Regions from separate parts of the Homo sapiens genome. Here region 2 is linked to region 1. Evidence: read pairs that join two places in POLR2A ChIA-PET (ENCODE). Cell type or tissue: PC-9. All regions are shown on one strand.

The links. Peaks named below come from ENCODE experiments on the same cell type or tissue, not always from the same donor. Only the 100,000 strongest peaks of a DNase experiment are listed, where the experiment ranks them.
Region 2: POLR2A ChIA-PET joins it to region 1 with 6 read pairs; 2 of 35 experiments call an interaction of 5 or more read pairs at or near these places.

The regions. Positions count from the first base shown.
Region 1 is chr12:46,998,042-47,000,541 of GRCh38, forward strand. No RefSeq gene overlaps it. Among named protein-coding and RNA genes, the nearest start is that of PCED1B, 80 kb to the right of the region's middle. In PC-9, no CTCF peak of the experiment used is centred here; a DNase peak (open chromatin) is centred at 1,080; H3K27ac peaks cover 516 bases.
Region 2 is chr12:46,759,697-46,762,196 of GRCh38, forward strand. No RefSeq gene overlaps it. Among named protein-coding and RNA genes, the nearest start is that of SLC38A4, 65 kb to the right of the region's middle. In PC-9, no CTCF peak of the experiment used is centred here; no DNase peak of the experiment used is centred here.

The DNA of each region.
Region 1 (2,500 bases):
GCTTTAAATATAGAGACACAAATAGCTTAACAGTAAAAAGATGGGAAAAGATACACCATGTTAACATAGTCAAAAGATAGCTGGAGAGGCTATATTAATATCAAAGTAGATTTCAGAGCACAGATTATTACCTGAGATAAAGAGGGTCATTTCATATTAGTTAAGTGGTTAGTTTAAGAGAATACAATCCTAAATAATTACACACTAATAATAGAGTTCCAAAATACTTGAAAAAAAATCAAGGATAGAGAAATCCACAATTACAGCTAAAGATTCGAACAACACTACAAACCAATTTTATCTAATTGACATTTGTATAATACTGCACCTATCATCAACAGAATAGACGTTTTTTTCAAGTGCATACAGAACATTTACCAAGATATATTCTGGGCCATATAACAAGTCTCAATAGATTTTAAATTACTCAAATTGTATGATGTGTGTTCTCTGTTTACAACAGAATTAAATTTCTAAAATAAGCAACAGAAACATATCTGGAAAATCTTCAAATATCTGAAAGTTAAATAACACACTTCTAAATACCCCATGTTATAAACAAGAAATCAAAAAGAAAATTAGAAGGTATTTTGAACTGAATGAGAATGAAAGGACAGCATACAAAATTTGTTGGAGGCAGCTGAGGTAGTATTTAGCTTATGTAGCTTGAGGTATTATTTAGCTCAGTTTATGAAGAAATAATTTAAATTATTTTTACAGACATGACTGTCCTTGGAGAAAATTTTATAGAATAAACAAAAATGCCATGACAGTTGTTTTTCTTTTCTTTTTTTTTTTTTTTTTAAATCTTCAGGGGGGTAAATTTTAAGACCTCCAGTGGATGTCTGAAACCTCAGATGGTACCGAACTATATATACTACATGTACGCTACCTTTTTCCAGTGTAAACATACCTAAGATAAAATTTAATTTATAAATTAGTCACAGTAAGAGATTAACAACAGCTAATGTTAAAATAGAACAATTAAGTAAAATAAGGGTTACTTGAACTGTGATACTACTGAAATACCACAACAGTTGATCTTGTAAATGAGATGGTTACTAAGTGACTAATAAGTAAGGAGCGAATACATTTGGACAAAGGAATGATTCAACTTCTGAGCAGAATGGAGTGGGATGGCAAGAGATTTTATCACACTACTCAGAACAGCGCACACTTCAAAATTCATAAACTCTTTATTTCTGTAATTTTCCATTTTTGAACCACAGTTGACCTTAGGTAACTGAAACCATACAAAGTGAAGAATAAGGGGGGACTACGGTATAGCTACTATGTGAGTTTAGCAAGGTTGCAAGATACAAGACCAATGTACCAAAGTCAATTGCATTTCTATACACTAGTGATGAACACTATTAAAGTGAAATTCTTAAAAAATAATGCTGTTCCCCTTAGCATGAAGAGAATATTTAGAGATAACTATGACAAGTAAAAGATCTGTACTCTGAAAACTATAAAATAGTACTGATCAAAAAATAAAGATGTAAATAAATGGAGAGATATTCCCTGTTCATGAATAGGAAGATTGAATATTGTTAAGGTTTCAGTTCTTCCCAAATTGAACTATAAAATTAATGCAATGCCAAGCAAAGTCTTAGCGAGCTTGTTTTGTAGAAATCAACAAGCTAATTCTAAAATTCATATGAAAATACAAAGGACTTTGAATAGCCAAAACAACTTTGAAAAAGAATAGCAAAGTCAAAAACTTTAACTATTTGATTTCCAGATTTATTATAAGTCTATAGTAATCAAGGCAATGTGGTATTAGCATCAAAATAGATTTAAAAAATCAATGAAACAGAATAAAAAGTCCAGAAATAGACCCACACATGTAATCAATTGATTTTTGACAAAGTTGCAAAGGCAATCCAGTGGAGAAATGATAATCTATTCAGCAAGGAGTGCTGGCACAACTGACTAACCACATGCAAAAAAAGTCTTCAAATGAACTTTTAATTATTCCTTGCACCATATACAAAAATTACTTCAAAATGGATGATAAACTGTAAAACCTAAAAGTATATAACTTTTTAAAAACTGGAGAAAATTTTTGTGATTTGGGCTATACAAAGATTTCTAGGGTATAACAGCAAAAACACAGTGCATAAAATAAGAAATTGATTAGTTAGTTGATGGTCACTAACTATCCCTGCCAGTATTCATAGATTAATCGCTAGAAGTAGATGAATATTGACAAATTATCCTCCAGAAATGTGTCATCACTAACAGAGTATGAGTGTCTATTTCACTGTCATATTTTCTATATTGGATAATATAATTCAACAGATATTTGCCAATATAAAAGGCCCTTTATCAGGTACCTTATTGTTTCTTTAGTTTGTCTTTATTATTATAAAAGTAATAAAGTGATTTTGTAAAAATAATAAAAAGTGATTCTATGTGTATGTTTATTACCCACTGGTGTTTCTTCTTTTGTCAAATGTCATTTCATGCCAAAGATTAAAATGACAATGGCGAGCTC
Region 2 (2,500 bases), 240 kb before region 1:
TATGGTTTGGCTGTGTCCCTATCCAAATCTCATTTTGAATTTTATCTCCCATAATTCCCTCATGTTGTGGAAGGGACCCAGTGGAGATAATTGAATCATGGGGGTGGTTTCCTCCACACTGTTCTCATGACAGTGAATAAGTCTCATGAGATCTGATGGTTTTTTAAGGGGAAACCAATTTCACTTGGTTTTCATTCTTCTCTTGTCTGCCACCATGTGAGAGGTGACCTTCACCTTCCACCATGACTGTGAGACCTCCCAAGCCATGTGAAACTGTGAGTCCACTAAACCTCTTCCTTTTGTAAATTGCCCAGTCCCTGGTATGTCTTTATTAGTAGTGTGAAAAAGGACTAATACAATCACATCGTTGGTTAGTGCTTCCACATATGAATTTGGGGGAAACACAAATATTCAGTCCATAGTAGTCTATGTATCACTGGTAAGAGAAACACGGGGCTGGAATGTGAAGAGTTGTATAAACCAGTAGGTCATATCTGGACCCCCTGCTTTAACGCAAGATTCTGCCCAATCTGTGGGGCAATCTGTCTTTCAGGGAGTTTTTTTTTTTTTTTTCTTGAGACAGAGTCTTGCTGTATCACCCAGGGTGGAGTGCAGTGGCACAATGTTAGTTCACTGCAACCTCACCTCCCGGATTCAAGTGATTCTCATGCCTCAGCCTCCTGAGTAGCTGGAATTAAAGGTGCACCACCACCCCTGGCTAATTTTTGTATTTTTAGTAGAGGCAGGGTTTCGCCATGTTGGCCAGGCTGGTCTCAAACTCCGGACCTCAGATGATCTGCCTGTCTCAGCCTCCCAAAGTTCTTGGATTACAGGCTAGAGCCTGTAATCCTGCACCTGGCCAAGGTGATATTTTAAAATATCATAGGAACCCAGCTGTTTTACAACTCTTGATAAATTTCCCACTAGCTGCAGCCTCCTTTTTTGACCCAGAGAGTCTCTTGGGATCATCCAGTTCAGTTCCTTGGTGTTTTCTGATGGTAGAGATTGGATGGAGGGAAGGGCTTTCCCAGGATCACCTGGTAGGAGGTGGTGACTAGCACTCAGACTTCCAGAGCCTCAATTCCTGGTTTTTCTTTTTCTTTTTTTCTTTTCTTCTTTCTTTTTTTTTTTTTTTTTTTTGAGACAGAATCTCGCTCTGTCACCCAGGCTGGAGTGCAGTGGTGCGATCTCGGCTCACTGCAACCTCCACCTCCAGATTCAAGTGATTCTCCTGCCTCAGCCTCCGGAGTAGCTGGGACTACAGGTGTGTGCCAGCATGCCTGGCTAATTTTTTGTATTTTTAGTAGAGACGGAGTTTCACTGTGTTAGCCATCTCCTGACCTCATGATCTGTGTGCCTTGGCCTCCCAAAGTGCTGGGATTACAGGCATGAGCCACCGCGCTCAGCCAGTCCATGACTTTTCTACTCTCCCATCAGTAGAGCTGGAGTCAGTAGTAAAATAATATAATTTAGTCAACCCTTGATTCTAAACAACTAGCCAAAATAATGACAAAGCTCCACTAAACAATACTTTGTTTTATCACATTTTAAAATAGAAAATGATCCATGTGATGAGTACTTTTCATTGGCAAATAATCATTTGGTAAAATAATCCAATTTCATTTTTTCCTTTTTCTGCACAGCAAGATGAGGAATTCTATTATCTTAGCAGCAGCTTTACCCTTTCATCAACCCATCAGCATAGTTTCTTGCTATAGGAACTTAGATTATTGGCTTGAGACTTCTCCTCATTTCTTTTTTTTTTTTTTTTTTTGGAGACAGAGTCTTGCTCTGTTGCCCAGGCTGGAGTGCAGTGGCGTGATCTCGGCTCACAGCAAGCTCCACCTCCCGTGCTCAAGCCATTCTCCTGCCTCAGCCTCCTGAGTAGCTGGAACTTCAGGTGCCCACCACCACGCTTGGCTAATTTTTTGTATTTTTAGTAGAGATGGAGTTTCACCGTGTTAGCCAGGATGGTATTGATCTCCCGACCTCGTGATCCACCCACCTCAGCCTCCCAAGGTGCTGGGATTGCAGGCGTGAGCCACTGCGCCCTGTCAACTTTTCCTCATTTCTAATACAAGCATTTAGTGCTATAAATTTTCCTCCTAGCACTGCATTGAATGCATCCTCCATATTTTAATATGTGACTTTAAAATTTTCATTCAGCTCTATGTATTTTAAAATGTCATTTGATACTTCTTTTTTGACCCATGGGTAATATTGAAGTGTGTTGTTTAATTTTCATTTATTTAGAGATTTTGTTATTGCCTGTTATTGATTTTTAATTGATTCCATTATGGTCAGAAAATATACTCTATATTATTTCAGGTTTTTAAATTTGTAAGGTTTGTTTTATGTCCCAGAATATGATCTATCATGGGAATATGAAAAAACTGTGTTTTCCACTGTTGCTGGCAGACTGTTCTATATATATATCAATTAGAACTTGGTTGATTGTGTTGTTTATATCTTCTATATCTTTGCTAATTTTCTATCTAGT